Linked DNA regions of Mus musculus: region 2 is linked to region 1. A link is a loop called in an ENCODE intact Hi-C map of the cell type or tissue named here. Cell type or tissue: left cerebral cortex. All regions are shown on one strand. Each heading gives the region's core, and the rest is flanking DNA. Links, peaks and the distances in the headings are about the cores only. Region 1 holds the start of Tubb2a (tubulin, beta 2A class IIA). Region 2 holds the start of Slc22a23 (solute carrier family 22, member 23).

Region 1 (9,929 bases), core at 678-8,677:
AGAACTGACCTGTGCAAGTCAGTGAATCCTGACCTTCTCTTATTTTTGCCATCTTCTTTTTGAAGAATTAGGGTTACAGCCAATCATTATCACCCCTGTTATTCTTTAGTCATTTTCTCAGTAGTCTTTTAAAAAATCAAGTTGGTTAAAAATGGACTCTTAAAGTAATTACCAGGTCACTATCTCCATCATTTTCCAGTCAAACCATTTATGTCCCTGATGTGATTCCAGACATATTTTCACTGTTCAGTGAAGGAAAACCTTATGGTTTACCTTACGAGGTGGTCAGAACTGCCAAGGGAGTTCACCCCGACATTCACATTCTTGGAAACTTTATTTGGTTCTGAAAGATTCCCATCAACTGCTGAAGAGGGGAAAGCATTTTTAATGTATCCATACCACTGATCAAAAGTTTGCTGTCTCCTAGGTTGCATCTGATGCCAGAAGGCAAGCACAACTTACACTTACGCTTTGCAGACGAATTCAACAGGTTGGTAGAAGACTTTCTACAGTGAAAGTCCAGGAGACAGACCGCTGGTGTCCAGCAGATTCTGTGTTAAAAGATCATGTCATTGCCTGTTACCTGGATGCTCCAAAATGCCTTCCCTTGCTTTTGGCCTCGGCTCACAGACAGGCCTGCCAGGCTTTCTATCTTCCCTGCAATGTGACTCTATGCAAACAGGAAAAATAGCATACCGAAATCAGGTTATAGCTTCAATAGCTGAAGAAACATGAACATTTCCATTTTTAACATTAACTCTCTATCATCGTCTATGAGTAAGTTCTTACCATGATTTGTTTTCAAATAAAATTTATGGGAAACATTTGTAGTGTTCCTGTTTGCTATTTTAGGACTTCTTAAATAGAGAGCATACTTTTATTGCCTGAAAATTAAAAGCTTCTGCCTTAGTCCTAGACTTGACAAGTTCATACGGTATCTGGAATGCTAACAATTAAAACACTAAGCAGAAGTCCCATGATGGTTTCTATTTCAGAAAAAAAAAATGTTGAAGAGAAAAGGACCATAGATTTTATACACATGCTTTTTTATTCATATAGATTTCTGAGACAATACTGTGATCTTGAAAGAGGTTCACACTATTACATCAACAGTGAATTTCTGACAGAGGCAAACTGAGCACCATAATTTACAAATAGAAAGACCATGCTGGAGGACAACAGAAGTTCACTAAGGGTGCACACTGTATCTGAGAAGTTCTCAAGCCTCATCTTCACCCTCCTCCTCCTCGAACTCGCCCTGCTCATCAGCCGTGGCATCCTGGTACTGCTGGTACTCAGACACCAGGTCATTCATGTTGCTCTCCGCCTCGGTGAACTCCATCTCGTCCATGCCCTCACCCGTGTACCAGTGCAGGAAAGCCTTGCGCCGGAACATGGCAGTGAACTGCTCCGAGATGCGCTTGAACAGCTCCTGGATGGCAGTGCTGTTGCCAATGAAGGTGGCTGACATCTTGAGGCCACGAGGAGGGATGTCACACACGGCCGTCTTGACGTTGTTGGGGATCCACTCCACGAAGTAGCTGCTGTTCTTGTTCTGCACGTTGAGCATCTGCTCATCCACCTCCTTCATGGACATGCGGCCACGGAAAATGGCGGCCACGGTCAGGTAGCGGCCATGGCGAGGGTCGCAGGCAGCCATCATGTTCTTGGAGTCGAACATCTGCTGGGTCAGCTCGGGCACCGTCAGGGCTCGGTACTGCTGGCTGCCCCGGCTGGTCAGAGGTGCAAAGCCTGGCATGAAGAAGTGCAGGCGTGGGAATGGCACCATGTTCACGGCCAGCTTGCGCAGGTCTGCGTTCAGCTGGCCTGGGAAGCGCAGGCAGGTGGTCACTCCACTCATGGTGGCTGACACCAGGTGGTTGAGATCGCCATAGGTGGGTGTGGTCAGCTTCAGGGTGCGGAAACAGATGTCATACAGAGCCTCATTGTCAATGGAATAGGTTTCATCTGTGTTCTCTACCAGCTGGTGCACTGAGAGGGTGGCATTATAGGGCTCCACCACAGTATCAGAGACCTTGGGTGAGGGCATGACGCTGAAGGTGTTCATGATGCGGTCTGGGTACTCCTCTCTGATCTTGCTGATGAGCAGGGTCCCCATGCCTGAGCCAGTGCCTCCCCCCAGTGAGTGGGTCAGCTGGAAACCCTGGAGACAGTCACAGCTTTCAGACTCCTTCCTCACCACATCTAGGACAGAGTCCACCAGCTCGGCCCCCTCTGTGTAGTGGCCTTTTGCCCAGTTATTTCCTGCACCACTCTGGCCTGAAAGAGAAAAAGAGAATATTAGACAGTTAGGAATCCAGGGAGGTGTCCTTGGACTGTAGAGGAAATGGTAGAAGTGGCCTTAGAGAACATTCAGTAGTCTTTTAGATATACTTTTATGAGAAAGAAATATTGTCAGTGTATCCAGGGACCTCAAAAACCTTGAGGATCATAATAAAGAAAGAATCAAGGAAGAGGACACATTTTAACAATACTCAGTAGCTTCTAAACTTAAGCACAGAGAGCATTCTGTAAATACCCTTAATTAGGTATAATTAAAGAGGCAGGGAAGGCAGCTGTAAGCATTTGGGCTTCACCTTGGTCACTGAAGTGGTTGCCTGGCATCAGAAGCCCTTTGAAATCCCCTGCAGCCTGTAATGCCCTCTTTGAAGGCTTTCATCCCCTCCTCCCCTGCCCCCAGACACTGTTCCTCACAGAGGCCTTGCACAGCCTCTACCAGGCCCACACTCTCCTCTGAGCTGTCAAGAGTGACCACAGACATGATCTTGTCAGCTGCCTAGGTTAGGCCAGGACTTGTGGTCTGTGGGACACAGGCTCAGCTGGATGCTGCACACAGAACTGTAAAGCCCACGGCTGCTAGGAAGGGAGTGAGTCATCTGGCCAGCTCTCATGGAGCATCACAACATACCGAACACAAAGTTGTCTGGCCTGAAGATCTGGCCGAATGGTCCCGACCTCACTGAGTCCATGGTGCCCGGCTCCAGGTCCACTAGGATGGCCCGAGGTACATATTTGTTGCCTGTGGGGACAAGAGCTGACTTACAATTGGGCTTGAGAAAGGAGATGAATGTGGCAAAAGAATTCATTGCAGAAATCCCAGCATTGAGACAAAGGAGGAAAAAGAAAATGGAGACACAAAGCATGCAGAGGTCTTCAGGAATTATGAAGTGCTTTTTTAAAAAAAATGAATATGCAAAAAAACCATTTCCTTGTCTGCATGCTGGTAGGCTGCTTTCTCTGTCACGGTATGGAAAGCGAGACTGACATCCAAACTCTTACCAGCAGCTTCATTGTAGTACACATTGATCCTCTCCAGCTGCAAGTCACTGTCGCCATGGTAACTGCCAGTGGGGTCGATGCCATGCTCATCGCTTATCACCTCCCAAAACTGAAATGAAGACAATCCCACATCATGCTTAGAATCTCTCTGTCACCAGAAAGACAGCAGGGCAAGAGCCTAGTGGGCTGCGGGCCTCCATGTATTTGGGCAGCAGCTGCTGCTGCAGAGGGTCTTGGGAATGCGCAGTGCATCGGCCATATTATGACCACAGATGCAGGGCTGGGAGGAGCCTGGAGAAGGAAGTGGGCACAGCGGATCTCGCAGAACTGCAGAGGCAGCTGCTTTCTATCACTCCAGGCAAGGCTGAATGTTACACATACAGGCTGATGGATGGGAAAGGCAGAAGGGAAAATCAGGTGCCCCGCCCCCTGTGCCTCCAGGGATCAATGGCTGCTGGCACAGACTCCATGACAGCTTTCAACAGCCCAGTTTTATACCACTGACCTACATATTGGCTTCGGGTATTGACCCTGGCTAGGAATGTTCGGGGATGGGCAGTACAATCCTGAGAGGGCGTCTGGCAGCCCCGGGAAAAAGCTGGCCATCCTCAGGATGTAACCTCCATTGTGACTTGGCAGCAGGAAAGGGAGTGGGGAGGTTGGGTGGGCAATATGGCGGTGTTGAAAGAGACCATGTCCTTGTGCAGGCACCCGCCCACACCCATGTTAAATACCCATTGCTGTCTCCCCACTGCCGTCGGGTCTCACAGCCCCCATTCCAAGCAGTCTTGCAGAGAAAAAAGAGGACCATAATGTTTTATGTCACATCTAAACGAGCCCTTGTAAGAGAATTTGTCTAACACCCTCGTCTGTTGGCCCAAAGACACGCCTCTGTAACATCTGTCAACCCAATGACACTGCATTTTTTTCATTCAAATGACAGAAATATATATATATATATGAATTACATTTGACATGAGATTTTTTTCAATACATGTAGTGACCCCCCCAACCCAAATTTCAGACACGAAAAAAACCCAGACTAATGTCAGCTGCACCCCGCAGAAGGGCTGTGTCCCAAAGCAATGTAATGGACCTTAATTTAAGACACCCTTGTCGCACCAATCCTGGCAAGTTGGTCGGCTTTCAGGACCCGGCCCGCCCAGTAGCCAGCGGTGGAATGCGACACCAGCCGGGGCTCTTCTGGATCCCCTAGGCTCGGCCTGCTTCCGCGACACCCCCCCCTACCCCTCTCCCCACGCAACCTTGGGACCCTGACCGGATGGGACTACCTCATCCATTTCTTCCCTAGGGGTGAGCCCACCTTAGCGCCGATCTGGTTGCCACACTGGCCCGCCTGGATGTGCACGATCTCGCGCATGGTGCTGGTTGTAGAAGGGGTGGAGGCTCTTGCCCTCGGAGCAGTGCGTGGACAGAGGGCTAAGGAGCGCAAAAGACCAGTCGCCCTCCCCCAGCACCGCCTTTTATACCCGGGGACCGCCCAGTCCCGCTGACGTCATGGGGGCAGAGCCGAGGGGCGGCGCGGCTGGGACTGCGGCACCGCGAGAGGGAGCCGGGGCGCGGTGCGAGGTGCGGGGCACCCGCCTGTATCCAGCCTCCTAGGGTTATTACGCCCCCCCAGCCGGTCCTGCTGGTTTCCCCTCAGTGTCCACCTGAGGTGTTTGTCTACTGTCGAGACCTTTAGGTTACACTCTGGTTCTGCTCCCACACTGCTCATTTCCCACCACTCTGGGGACTACAGATGGGGCTCCTGCCTCCCCAGTAGCAGGACAGGTGTGGCCTCGCTCTTGGATATGAAGCCCAGAACTGAAAATGCATCTCTACTAGATGTCCTTTCTGAAAAAGGGTGCCTGCATCCTGGGCAGGACTTGAACTGCAGCCCGGTTCTCTCTTTCAAGTCTGCTTGGTAACTAAGGGCGAGTAGAAAGCCAGACGTGATACCGCTTGGGAGGAAAGAGGGGAGGATCAAGTGAGGGTCTGGACTGTTTCAAGGACGACAAGGATGCTATACAGGTCGATTGCTAGGTATAGAGGAGGAAGAGTGACGTTTTTCTGGTCTGGACTCTTGGGTCCTAAAAGCCTCTTAAAAGTCGAAATTTCTGCTCTCAGACACGTGTTGGAGCGAGAGAGCAAGGGAGGGAAGTGGAGGTAGCTAATATAGTGAGTGTGAGTTGAGATGCTGGTCTGAGAGAGACACTGGTTTTCATGGGCTGGGTAAGTTAGCCAAAGAACCTCACTGACAAAAGGTCACAGTGATCACGTTTTGGACACAGTGCTTAAAATATATTTGTTAAATGACTCACTTGTTTTCACTTTTAAAAATGTGATAACCAGGAAAATATAAAAACACGGTTGCAGCCCACATTCAGGGCTCACATTTCCTTCTCTCGGCTAGTACTGTCTGTCCCACAAAAGGCATCAACACTACCCAGATTCCTCCCCTCAGAAAAGCAAGGTTTAAAACCTGACCAGCTACAAATTGAGGAAGCCCGAGAACCTGCAGTTTTTCTATTAGCAGAAACCCTAGGCTTGGCGCTAGGACTGGTCCACCAGGAGTTACTCTTCGTTGGTCTGGCACAGTGGAGGGGTAAACAGGAGCTTCCACCAGTTCCTCTCGGGAGCCAGTTTCTTCAAATACTAAATAATTATAGGTGCCGTGGAGCTGGCTTTGTGAACAGGAAATGAGAAGGTGTATATGAAAGCAGGTTGAGTTTATGGAGTGAAAATGCCTTCATAAAGTCCAAGGGGATGCTGCTGTAAATGTGGATCTTGTTTGCCATGTTAATATTGGGTCATTTGCTGAGGTGGGAGCCACAGCCAGTCACTCGTGATTAAGCCCAGGTGAAGTTACATCATCGTGGATTCCGCTTCAGGGACCCAGGCCTCCAGGCTCCTCCATCCTAGCAGGCAGGCTGTGCTGGGGCCTCCTCAGATGGGAATAGATGTCCTAAGTGCTCTTCTTTCTCCTTCCCATCCCCAAGCTGTTGGGTCCCAGGTTTGGCCTTCAGAGTTTTTCCCCCAATCTGCCTCCATCTCCACATCATGGGTCTTCCTGAATAGCTAGAAGGTTCCAGAACCTCTGCCGAAATGGCTTTGGAGAATGTCACTGATTGTGGCACTTCACAAAGGTTTCCTGAGACAGTTGCCTCCTAGCGTTTGTGGCTTCATTCCTAATGGAAGTTTAAGGCCAAGCGGAAGAGAGGAAGAGATCCTGGGGATGTGAGGCTCCTTAGCAGGCAGAGAGTAGTGATGCTTTTCTACCATTTCCTAGCTGGATCCTCCAGCCACTCAGCTCACCTTTGAGCCTACATCACCAGATGAAAATACTGTGCTAAAGGACAAGCCACACCCCATGTGCTCTGGACACTGAGTGGCCCTGAAAGTAAGTGAACAGTGACTGTGTTGTCATCTGCTTTGGACCTTGTCTCGAGTCAGCCTGCTTCCACCATCGGGCGTCCAGCCTTGATGTCTATTAGTGTATAGCCAGAGAAACACAGATTTCAAACAATGCCTGCCCTGCCCAAAGTGACTCATCTGAGGGCTGAGTCTGCTTTCCTCTCTCTCCAGTATGAATATCCAAACTCCCTCATACTATCACAAAGCAAAGCTGCTTGTGGAGGGAGGGTGCATGACAGGAGGAGATGAGCCAAGTAACACCCCCTCCCAACCCCTGCTTTAGAACAGGTCTCTAAGATGGGTTTTTTTTTGGGGGGGGGGTTAATAGCCGTTCCCTCCTTTTATCTGTTTTTCTTGTCTAAGAGGAGCAGTTCTGTTGGTTATTGGACAGGTGTTGGGTAGCAAAGGACAACAATGTCCTCCAACCACAGGCCATTTCTTTGCTTTAGAACCACTGTTACCAACAGCATCTGTGCCCCAAAGGCTTCACAAAGTAGCAGTGACAGAGTTTAGACTAGTGGGTGGACTAGAGCCTGGGCATGAACTCAGGCCTCTCACTCTGCCAAGTTTCTCACTTTGCCTTCACCGGGCTCCGCCAGGAAGGGTCCTCATGAGAAAGCTTTGGCAAACCATATTCTGTGAGCACATCCCATGTTAGGTGCAACCATGACAGATGTTCCTTCTATAGGTGACAGACATTCCTGAGACAGATTGGTCAGCCCACTAACAGGGGTCCTAAAATTTTGGAAACATTAGTTTCGACATTAACACCACCAAATGTATTCACTTTGCACCTGATAACAATTAAGTGCCTACTGATGGTTTCCAAGCACCTCCAAGAATGTGTCGGGTTCTTTTCACAAGAGCCAATCACCACTGGAGATGGGAGAGGCACCTCCAGGCCTCTTGAACTCAGGTTGAGCTCTAAGCCCATGAATACATGTGTGTTATGTACATATGTATATATGTGTGTTATGTACATGTATATGTCTTGGTTATAAAATTTTAAAATTTAGAGCTGGCATGAAGACTCAGCAAATAAAGATGTTTGCCATACAAACCTGGCCACCGAGTTCAATACCTGAATCCCACATAAAGACAAACGGAGAGAACTGACTTCACACAATGTTCTCCTTTGATTCCCATATGCCTCTGAGTGCACATTCACACATAAAATACTTTAAAATTTTAGAAAGTATTAAGAGGTCTAACGTATCCACTCATCTCTAGATGTGTGTGGTTTCATTATTGACATCTGATGGCAATATCTTCCTTTTCCTCCACTTATGGGTTGAGGCGTTTTCCTTTTGAACATAATTTTAAAATATTTGCCTTTGTAATTAAGAACAAATACTAGGGGCTGGAGGGATGGCTCAGCAGTTAAGAGCACTAATTACTCTTCCATAGGTCCTGAGTTCAATTCCCAGCAACCACCTGGTGGCTCACAACCATCTGTAATGGGTTCTGATGCCCTCTTCTGGAGTGTCTGAAGACAGTAAGAGTTTACTCATATACATAAAAATAGCTAAATAATTTTTTTAAGAAAAAAGAACAAATGCCATCTTTTTATTCCTTGACTTAAGCACAATGTCACAGAGTCTCAGACATATGCAATCCCCACCCCACCCCTGCTGCTATCATTCTCTCCATCACCTGGACCATACATACCACATCCTCTAAATGGATCATTTCACATAGCCACGGCTGTTTTGTGTGAGGGGAAGAATCCCCCCCACCCCATTCTCTGACTGGTAAGAGGACAGGCCACAGAGCCTGAGTGAGGGTACAAACCCCAAACACCTGACCTCTTCTTCCCCACTTCCTCTGCATATGTTCATTCATCTAATCATATTTAAGGAGTTAAAAATATTTGCAATAAATGCTTCTGACTGTTGTCATTGTCCGAACAGTATGATATGACATACACAGTAGATACAGCGTGATGTGTATAATGTCAGGCATTGTTAGAAATCTAGAAATAATGTGCAGTCCATAGGAGGCTGTGTATAGGCCACGCAGATTCTGTACCATTTTATAGAAGAGACTTGATGCGTCTAAGGAGCTGGCCTATTTCCATGAACACTGAAGGACAATTGCACCCCCCTGGGGCTGTTACAAAGACTGACAGACTAATGTGTGACAACGCTTACAATACCACCTGCCACATGACAATGCTAGTTACAAAAATTTGAGCTTTTACAGCTGGCATGATCATATCCTCTACCCCCTTCTCCCTCTCTCTGCCCTCTTCTCTCCCTGTCCTACTCAGGGCACTTGTATTTCTTATTATTCTTGCCACAGTGTCAAAATATCCGATAAAACAAGATGGGGAAGGTTTATTTGGGCTTCTGCCAAAGGTTCAACATGTGTTCGCTCTGTGTCATATGCTCCTTTATAAATCACAATCAACTCATGTTCCGTGCCATAGTTTGTATTTTCCATACTCCCCAAATGCTCATGTGTTAAAGGCTTGCTTCCTAACTTCTGACCCTATAAGGAGTGGTGGAACCTTTAAAAGGTGGGGTTTAGTAGAAGGAAGTTAACTCACTGAGATAGTCCACTAGTGGGGGATTCTGGGACTCTAGTCCCACCTCCTCTTTCTTTTCCCATTTGTAGCCTCCGTTCACATAACACCTTCCTTCACCTTCACCCTAGTGTACACGTCCAGCACAGGCTCACAAAGCAATGAATCAACCAATCATCAGCCAAACTGCTGACACTGTGAGCCAAGTGGAACTTCCCTCCTTACAATATGGTTTTTTTCATCCTGGGTATTTTGCCCCAGGGTATTTTTGTGACAGAAAGCTGATTGACACTTTCTATGTGGTTCTCTAGTTCAATAGTTCTCAACCTACAGGTCATGACCCCTTTTGGGGTTGAATGATCCTTCCACAGGGTTGAATATCAGATATCCTGCATCTCAGATATTTATTTTATGATTCATAACAGTAGCAAAATTACAGTTATGAAGGAACAACATAACAAATCTTATGGTTGGGGTTACCATAATCTGAGGAACTGTATTAAAGGGTTGCAGCATTAAGCAGGTTGAGAACCACTGGTATAGTTAACTGAACCCTTTCCATCCTCTGCTCCCCATGCTCTGATGTGTACATCCTCTTACCATATGTGATGGTTTGTATATGCTTGACCCAGAGAGTGGCACTAGAAGGTGTGGCCCTGTTGGAGTAGGTGTGTCACTGTGGGCTTGC
Region 2 (9,929 bases), core at 1,025-9,024, 270 kb after region 1:
GGAGATGAGTGAACAATTTAAACTACAACTACTGGGAAAAAAAGAAAGGCTTGGGAAGGTTAGCTGGCGTTGTTTCCTGACCAAATTCTAGAGATTATTCAAGGAGGCAATGAGTGTTAGCAGCCAGCTATAGTCATGTAGAACAATACAGGTTGAGTTGTGTTAACTATTAAGAACAACATACATGAGGTTGCTTTTTTAATTAAAAAAATATTTATTAAAATCTCAGAAGCAGGAGAAACTTTGGGCTGCAGCATAGAAAATGAGAAAAGGGGGCCACAGGAGCCAAGTCCAGACCCACCCATCTTCAGAACCCCAAACCTGCTATTCTGGGAAAGGGACCTATTTGATTCATCCTCTCAAGAAGACACTGACAGCTCTGCTCAGCATCAAACACAGAATGCTAGAACAGAGATACGGAAGTTTGTTGAATACCTGTCTCCTATGAGAATCCATTCAAATGTGTGTTCATTTTCTGTAATCGGTGATATTGGTATGTTAAAATTGGCCTTGGGTTACTATTATTGAGCAAAGGGAATAATTCATGTAAGAGAAACTACAAAAAGCTGCACAAAATAAAGGTGGTGCCAACATCATCATTACTACAATCATAACTCTGAAGGAATTGTAAATTCTATGATGAAAAGCCTGGGGTATGCATAACAAATACAAGAACTAATAAAGTTAGCTGGGCATAGTGGCACACACTTTAGTCCCAGCACTCAGGAGGAGGCAGAGGCAGGTGGATCTTTGAATTAGAGCCCAGCCTGTTATACAGAGTGAATTCCAGGACAGCCAGGGCTACACACAGAGAAACCCTGTCTTAAAAAACAAAACAAAACTAAACAAAACTAACAAACAAACAAACAAACACCCAATAACAACAAAAAACAATAAAGATACCAAGAGGAGAGATGTTAACACTCGAAACCTCTTAGAAGAAACTGGAGCTGTTGTTCAAGCTACTTCTGTAGAAGCAGAAACGTCCTCACTAAATGCAACCTAATAGTGAAAGCAAGGCAGCCTGGGGGCCACAGTATGCAGACAGAAGTACCTCATATCTGCTAAAGATGATGGTGCACCCTCCATAGGCGCCATTAGTGGAGGCATTGCCCAGTCTCCCTTTTAGGGTAGATCATGCAGTGGCTGCTTGGCTGTGCTCTGGTACCATGTATAAGAGGCAGATAGATACTCATGTAGCAGCCAATATGGCTGACCTTGCTATGAATGGAACACATGAAATAGGTGGACATTTTTCAGCCAAGTAAGAAACTACTAAATAAAGCAGGGCATACTGGTGCATGCCTTTAATCCCAGCACTTGGGAGGTAGAGGAGGGTAGATCTCTATGAGTTCAAGGTCACCCTGGTCTACAGAGTGAGTTGTAGGACGGCCAGAACTACACAGTGAATCCCTGTCTTGAAAAAAAGCAAAACAAGATAACAACAATGAAAAGAAACAGAGGGGTAAGGGGTAAGGAAAAAAGGGAAGAAATGAAGGAAAGAAAGAAGGAAGGGAAGGAGAAGAAAGAAAGAGAGAAGGAAGGAGGGAGGGAAGGAGAGAGAGAGAAAGAGAGAGAGAGAAAGAAAGGGAGGGAGGGAGGGAGGGAGGGAGGGAGGGAGGGAGGGAGGGAGGGAGGGAGGGGAAGAACAAGAACAAAATATGAATCCCATGCTGGAAAACCAAGCATACTCAGGAGTAAGCTGACAGACATGAGAGAACTTTAGTGAAATTCACCAAAACCCATGCTTCTTTACAAAGAAGGGCAGGTTGGCCTGCTTGGGACAGAGCCCCGCTTGTGGAAGGGTTTAAACTGAAGTAATGAGGGCATGTCAGGAGTGTAACCCTGAGGGGGTAAAGCTTAGAGCCCAGGGAACCATCTTCATTCTAACATTCTGGAGCTAAGTGATCTCTTACAGCATCCAGGTATGAGGACAGCAAATGTGATGATGTATTCCCAACCAACAGCTAGGGCTAGAAGTGACAGGGCTGTGTCTCAGGAACACACCAGCTCCACGAGTCACGCTGCATGCTGAAGACATCCTGAGGGGAAGGGGACACAGGACAACTTCTCCAACCTTGAAGTCGTATCCACTGACACAAGGTGAAGGCTTCCTCTGTATCAGTTTACTGTGTTCAAACTAGACAGACACTTGACTGTAAAATGCCAGCAGCATCCCAGTCAGATTTCTACATTTGTGCATAGGCACAGAATCCAGCGAGCACAATTAGCAGAGGGAGAAGTCCGCCAGAGAGCCAAAATGTGCTGGAAAAGCTCTTTCAAGCACTGTTACCTAGCAGAACGTGGTGGAAGGGCGGTCCTCTTGCTGGAGCATATTTCTCTGTGAAAATCAATATGTCCTTCCTCGCCTTTACAGTATGAGAAAGCATGCCTCTAATTATTGTGCACAGGCCTTCATTCCTCTATGTCATCTTGCCTGTAACATGTAACTACCGTGTGTTGTCAGGCATTGTCCCCTCCATTCATACACACACACAGAGTTCGCCCTCCTGAATGCTAATTTTAAAAACTTGCCCAGCTTTCCAATATGACTCTATCTAGTCTGTTTTCAAGAACTATTTTTGTTCCTGCTTCACACCATGCCTGGCAGGGGATGAGTAGCTGTCTCCTGGTCCCACCGCTAGAGTAATGGTTGGTTTGCTCCACCGGCTAACTTCCAACTTGACTCTAGCACAAAGCCCTCTTCACGCACACTCCTTCAAACCAGTACTCTTCCTACACTCTCAAAAGAGGCTTCAAGTACTCAGCAGTGTTACCAAATCCTTATTGTTGTCAAGCACCCATGGCAATTTAGGTAGTTGTCGTTCTTTTTAAAATTGTCTCTGCCCTCCATGAATGGGAATCAGTTACAGAAGCACCTTTGGAAGGGAGAGGCTGGGGGGGAGGGGGGGAGGATGAGTCAAGATGAGACAAGCTAGGAGGATCTTCTCAATTATATTGCAAAGCAGAGAGATCACTAAGCCAGACGGTTTGGTTCCCACAGGACACAGCATTTTCTGGCCAGGTTGGTACAAGATTAAAACAATGATTAAGATGATGTAAGAGTTTCATCTTACAGATCCATGAGCTACAACTGTTTACTAACACACACTGGGCAGAGAGCTGGATTTTACACACACACACACACACACACACACACACACACACACACACACACACACAATTATAAACTGTCCAAATCCATTCTTGAATTTAGACAGAGCACTTTACACAGTTCAGAACTGTCCCAACTGCACTGTTTAAACTGCCGAAGGGACAGAAACTACAAATGTTTCACAAGTTGCTTAACTAGGTGGCATCCAGTGTTTCCTACAGGCCAAGAAAATGGAAAATTATGGTTACCTAGGGTTACAATTGTCTAACAGTATTGTCCACTTTTAGGGTGATATACAACTCTCTCAGAACACTCCTGCTGTACCACACAGAATGCAAGACCTTTGCAAGGGACAGGGAGGACAAAGTGCGAACTGGGACCAGTTCACCAGGTCTCAATGCCTGAGACCAGAGCAGGTGCTGTACAGGAGCAGCGATGACACCCTGCAAACTTCCCACCTTCCTATGCTATGGGACTATTTACTGAAGTCCTGAGAAAGTATTTGAGGGAACACATTAAAGTCTACAGTCAGATCTCTGGGAAGGACAACTCATGGTTGGGGTGGGGGTGGGTTGGCCAGGGAACTTTTTAAAGGGCTCTGCTTCTTTGTCTATAACTTGGATTCAATTGGCTTTAATCTGTTCAAGGCACGTGTGGGGAGGCTGACATCTGCTAGAAAGAATATCTGAGAGTAGAACACTATTTCTCTTGGATAGTTAGTTCTTAGTGGGAGACACAGGGACAGGCAGCCTGCAGAAAGAACATGGCTATGTCCTGGCTCCAAGGAGAAGCCCTAGAAGAGGGATTGAGTCTTCCAGGGCCCCTGCTGAGCCATCAGTGAGTCTGACACCTTAGCTAGATAGAGGAGAGGATTTGAACCTTTCGGGGGAGGGGAGCCCTTTCCATATGTGCACTGGGACAGGAGTTTGTGTGGATATTAGAAAAGGCTAAGTCGGTCTCTTTGAAGCGGATGCAGCGTCACGGGCACCGCAGAGGGCGGCAAAAAAGCCTTGGCTTCACATCCAAGTAAGAGCATCTCCTTTGAGGGACAGCCGGGAGCCCAGTCAATGCGGGGTTGTGCGTACACAGGCTAACATTTTGGGTTCCTCAACTGGGTAGGTTTGGACCTAAGTCTGCAGAGAATGAGAGATGGAGCACAGAGCAGAGGCGACCGAGGTCAGAAGAAAAAGGTTCACAAGAAGAACGCGGGGACGCGGCGGTCGTGGCCCTTACCTTGCTGACCACGTTTTGGATGAGACCAGTGCGGATGCCGTAGTCCCACGCGTGGCAGTCGCAATTTGAGTCGTTGTTCCCCTTGCCTGGAGGGGATGGGAGGGGTGGTGTGTCGCTGCTGTTGCTTCGGTTGCTCGTGGTCCCCCAGGAGGCAGTGGAGAAGGGGGTGGCCGAGGGGCTGGTCCAATTGCCCATGTCACCCCATCGGCCGGTGACAGTGGCACCCGCCAGCTCGGTGCCTTTGCCGGCCCCGCGGCACCAGAAATCGGGCTGGTCCAGAAGGAAGGAGTCCGAGAACTGGCTGAAGCCAATGAACAGTGCCGGGATCCAGGTGAGCACCACCAGGGTCTTCTGGTAGCCGCCGCCCAGGCCCCCGAGGAAGGGCAGCACGGAGCCATCGTAGTCCAGCAACAGGAGGCTCGGGGCGGCTGTCGCCGCGCAGCAGCTCGAGTGCGGGCCGCCGCTGGGGTGCAGCGCAGGCAGTGGCTGGATCTCCGCGCTGCTGCCGGAGCCCGCGCGCCCTCCGAGGGGCGCCGAGGCCGCCGCGTCCCCGGGCGGCAGGGAGCCGTTCTCCTCCGCCGGGGCCGGCTGCCGCCCGGCACCACTACCCGCCGCCTCACGCCGCCGGTCTATCGCCATGGCCAGGGCCCGCGGCTCCCGCAGAGGCGCATAGAGCGCGGCGGAGCTCGGCGGGCGCCCGGGCACAGCGCCGCCGCCGAGGAGGAGGGCCCGCGGCCGGAGAGAGTGCTCCGGGCCCGGCGAGTCAGGCCACCCCCATGTCACCCGCGCACCCCCGTGCCCTGGGCGCCGGGCAGAAACCGTTCGAGTCCTCAGCCGCCGCGGCTCATCCGCGCCGCGGCCCGGGCGCCCGCCTAGCTACGAGGCTCTCCGCTGATGCGCGCCGGCCGGGGAGGAGGAGGAGCCGGACCCGCGCCCTTGTCGCGACTCGGGGCCCTGCGGGCACCGGTGCGCGTTGTGCTGGGGCCGCCGGCGGCCGCGGGTTGGGAGATCCTCCACGGACTTCGGGCGCTCCCGGAAGCCGCAAGCTCGCAGCCAGCCTGCGGAGCCGGCCGCGCTCTCGGCTCACCGAGCCGGCCTCCGCCTCCCGCCCCGGCCCGCCCCCTCTCCCCCCGCCGAGGTGGAGGTAACCGCGGCACCTGCTGCGCCGCTCCTGCGCACGAGCGCCCCCTCCAGCCGGGCCGTGTCGCCACCGCCCGGACAGACGCAGGGGCGGGGAGAGGGACACCCGGGCCGCTGCAAGATCCCTGGTGGTCTCTGGGCGCGGGGGACGGGGGTCACCAAGGAGTCTGCACTGGCTGGGAGTGAGAGGACAGTGTCGTCTGCCAGTCTCAAGTCCCACAGCCGCAAGGGACCTCGCCCCGGGCACACCGGCTCTCCGTGACCTCTGTTCGTTTCCGAGGTGCCTGGCGGCTGGCACCCCACTCCTGGTCTTGAGCCCAAGGGTTGCCTGTCTTCCAGAACAACCTTCTGTTCTTCTTCCAGACTCAAATAAGGCAGCTTTTTATGGTCACGGAGCTGGGGCAAGGAGGCATGTTTGCCAATTTTAGGATGACAGCCCCTTACAACGCTGGGTCACACACGACCTACTGCAGCACCCGCCCCAAATCGCCATTTCTTTCTGTGCTCCAGAATGAATGTCAAATAAACACAACTCTAGAAGGCTAGACCTTCAACAGAAGCCACACACTCGATACAAACGTGAATGAGGGCGGCCTGCCCCACCCCCTCCCCAAGGTCTCGGAATCACAATTCCTATGCTCTGCGCACAGGCGCGCACACATCTACACCTCACAGGAGATCCAAATGCTCTTGGCACTCCAGACTCCAGAGCCAGCCTTGCCCAGCTAGCACTATATAAATAACACCAGCCCTGCGGCAAACGGCCGCATTAGCATATCTTCTCCTGCGTGCCAGGCCTGACACCAGTGAGAATTATGCGGCTTTCATCTTAGCCTCACTACATTCTCGAGACATTTCATATTCTGAGAAGTTTATTAATGGAATTAATGGAAATCTTAAATGGAGCAATCTATCTCTAGTCTTATTTAGCACAGGGGAAGGAAGCTCGCGTTCTTTTCCCAAAAGCATATCCTGCGAGTACATGTATGGAATGCGTTCTTTAAGCATCTCCGTTATTTTCTCAGCTGCATGTTGTATAATTTAGTGGGAGACTTTTTTTTTTTAAGCATGCAGCTCAATGTTCCAGTCAACATGTACTTACTGCTGAAATTCTGACACGTGGAGAGAACTATTTCTGAAGACTGCCAGAGAGCTGGACTTTGGGGAACCCAACTGTGAATTTTCCTGAGTGGCTGGGAAGGGGAGATTAGATAACAATAGACGGAAGAGACACAGGCTGCAGAAGACACTAAAGGTCTGGGAAACCCAGTCTGGAAATTTAAGCACATTTAATGACATACTTGAGTGAGAATGTCATTATGAAACCCATCATGCAGTATAATGATTATAATCTAATAAAGTATTATTTTCAAAATCAGGAGTGACAGTGCAACCTGCCAATACATGTGATCTTCTCTTCCTCCTTCTCTTCCTCCCCCTCCCCTTCCCCCTCTACCCTCTTCCTCCACCTTCTTCTCCTAATTTCACTTTATTGGTTAGTTTAACTTTTCTTCCCCTCATCACTTGAAGAGCTAATCCTTGGGACGCGCTCACCCCACACCCCAACAGAACAGAGTCAGCATTCAATGAATGAATGTTAGATATTTATTACTGACTCCACCCTCTGCACACAACCTACATTTTCTTATCTGACTGAAATGTAACAAGCCAGGCTTTCTCTCATTCCCCTTCCGTGTTGGTTCTTTCAAAGGAAGCCTGCTCCGTGTCTGGGTCTGACTCCTTTGCTCAGCTGCTCACTAGGAACCTAGCTGAAACTTTGTAAGTCACTGCAAAACACAGCCATTGATCTTAGCAATGGCTCATCTAATTGGGAGAAGAATCATGGGGAACTTTGGAGGGGGTTGCTTTCAGATCCACAGTCATTCAATTCTTTCCTCCAGGGCTGAGATGAAGTGAGCGTTAGATGCTTGACAAACCACTGGTTTTAGATCCCTAGTCATCTAACCTCGAGGGTTCTTTCATTTCAACATGTAGGAACAGATTACCAACCACAGAAGAGTTTACAACAGTGTTTGTTTAAAAGGAGTGACAGATACTATTTGACGAGTAATCACTTTGCTACATACATAAATACCAAAGCATCCTGTATACGTTACATATTTACAATAAAACAAAGCTTAGAACCCTACAAAAAGTAGGGGCTATAAAATGAAGTCTGTTTGCCTTCTTAAGGAAAGGCTATTTGTATGCTTTTAAGGTGGGTACAGCCCTGGCCTAGAAGGACCTTCATTTTAAAGCTCTTTATTCTTATTCCAAAGTCTAGCAACAATCCCCAAATGGTACATTCTGAGATTTTGGAGACATGCTGAAAAATGGTGCTCTCTAAAGCTAAAGCCGAATGAAACCAACACCAAATGTTTGGAATTCACCAGCAGCAGCAGCAGCAGCCTCAACCCAGGCGCTGTAATTAAGTTACTGATTAGATTAGGGGCTTCCTTAAGTCCCTCTTGGATCAACATTTCTCCCAAATCTAGTCAAGACGATTAAAATGTAACTAATTTAGAATAAACTGGCCCTCTATTTATTAAAACGCACCACAGGTGACCTCAGGATGAGCCCTAGAACAATGAAGTAAAGCAAAATTGATATTCCAGAGTGGATGGCGGCCTCCAAGGTGAGTGTTTAAAGCCTCCCCCCGCCCCCCCCCCCCCCAGCTAGTATACAGAAGTTGGTTGTTTTCAACTAGCAACAACCCCACCCCGTATTTTTTGGATGGCCTTTGCTGTTAGCCGTTGTTTGACTTACTTACTTACATACTGGCTTTACCTTCCACCTCCAGAATGTAAGCACCTAGTAGTTCCCTTGCTCAGCAGTGTTCCCGGAAGTGATAACAATATCTGCACATGTGAGATTCTCAGTGTGTCCTTGCGGAGTGACTGAGTACACCCAGCTGTGATCATCTGATGATGTCCTCTGTTAAGATCTACAAAGGCTTTACCTTGACTCTTAAGTCATTAAGCAAGCTTTTCATATTTGTTTAATCTCTCAAGCAAGTGTTCAGCTGAGCCAACTTAAGAATTCAGTTGAACTTGACAATCCCATGACTTGTGAGCTATTGTGGTTAGTGGATTGCTCTGGATAGGAAGTTGTCTGTTGGCTTTGCAGCTCACAGACTATATGTAAAGTTTCCAAAAAAAAAAAAAAAAACACATCACTGCCAGCATTTCAAAATGGAAGGACTGAACATGTTTTTAAACTGTGTTTGGGAATACTCCTAACATAGCAGATGTCTGGCCTTTTCCTTGCCCCGTATTTATGGGGCCATGCTCACTTGAAATACAGTGAGCAGGCAAGGGTTACCCAGCTTGTCTTTATCACTGCCTGGCACACAGTCACGTCATCATCTGGCCCCTGCAAACATCTCCATCTGAGTTCCTGACCCCAGTGCACATTAGCATCCTGAGTGCACACAAAGAAGCTGAGTCATCTCTCTTCCTTTGACATTCTGTTAAGTAATCTAGCACTCTGCAATTCCCAAAACCTGAGATAATGAAAATACGATGCAACCTAGTCAGTAATATGCTTGGATAATTTCTTCCCCTTGAACATAGCAGGAGGACAAAAAAAAAAAATGACTTCAGCTTACCTATAAAATTGAGGGATATCCAACTTTAAAAGTTAATCCCAAGGAATTGGCGTCAGGGTTAAATAACTTTAATCAGAAGCCAAGTCATACTAAATGTATTCTGGATTGTTTCGGCTCATCTATTAATTTTCTTTATTCTTGAATTATAACTTGGCAAATCATGTACTGCATCATTCTTTTTTGGCTTTATAGCAGCTTAATTTCTTCCCTTCAGATGCTTGTTTGAAGGATAGGTTACCTTGCTTTCTATGAGTGTTCCCAAATTGTGATGTGCATCAGCATCTCACAGCTAAAGCTGCGTATATAGTATTCAAACATTATTTTTTATCATCCTTTGGCTTCTGGAATGTCAACTCTTACTCTTTAACAAGGAATTTGACATTTACAAAACCTATCATAAATCAAAATGAAAAAGCTACTTTCATTCTGAGGCAGCAGAAGTAATAAAAATGTCACAAGAGCTCTCCTAAGGAAAGCTGCAGGTATTACCTGGAGGAGAGGCCACCTGCTTGTCTGCTGCAAGCCAAATTCATCCTTCCTGCTCACAAATCCCGTGAAGATAACAAAGTCTTCCATGCAAAAAGCTACTCCCACTACAAGTGGGATCAGCAGGGCCCAATTGCTTTAAAAAGTTTGGCTAAAACTTATTTTCAAGCCAGGCAACTCTGTCTCAAAGCACAACAACAACAGAATAAAACAAACAAACAACAAGAAGACTCACTTAACAACTATTTTATTGAGTTAAAAATTTCTCTCCTATCAAATGTATGTAGAAATTAGTGTTTTTTAAAGAAATGGGGTGTGTGTGTGTGTGTGAGAGAGAGAGAGAGAGAG

The links. A loop is a pair of places that touch in the nucleus more often than their neighbours do. Peaks named below come from ENCODE experiments on the same cell type or tissue, not always from the same donor. Only the 100,000 strongest peaks of a DNase experiment are listed, where the experiment ranks them.
Region 2: a loop joins it to region 1, with 1.9 times the contacts of the local background. A loop is called at or near these places in 2 of 42 quality-filtered maps.

Annotation. Positions count from the first base shown.
Region 1 is chr13:34,073,249-34,083,177 of GRCm38, forward strand. Bphl (biphenyl hydrolase-like (serine hydrolase, breast epithelial mucin-associated antigen)) reads left to right here. Exons shown (of 7, transcript NM_026512.1): 7 at 428-826. The coding sequence ends at 515. It overlaps Tubb2a (tubulin, beta 2A class IIA), which reads right to left and starts at 4,760. Exons shown (of 4, transcript NM_009450.2): 1 at 4,625-4,760; 2 at 3,301-3,409; 3 at 2,930-3,040; 4 at 1,030-2,280. The coding sequence starts at 4,681. The coding sequence ends at 1,220. In left cerebral cortex, for the core only: a CTCF peak has its summit at 4,868; DNase peaks (open chromatin) are centred at 2,198, 2,844, 3,368, 3,724 and 4 more places; H3K4me3 peaks cover 3,099 bases; H3K27ac peaks cover 2,288 bases.
Region 2 is chr13:34,339,811-34,349,739 of GRCm38, forward strand. Slc22a23 (solute carrier family 22, member 23) reads right to left here and starts at 5,408. Exons shown (of 10, transcript NM_001382849.1): 1 at 4,349-5,408. The coding sequence starts at 4,987. In left cerebral cortex, for the core only: CTCF peaks have their summits at 2,628, 4,772 and 5,535; DNase peaks (open chromatin) are centred at 2,296, 2,567, 2,987, 4,165 and 5 more places; H3K4me3 peaks cover 4,740 bases; H3K27ac peaks cover 4,612 bases.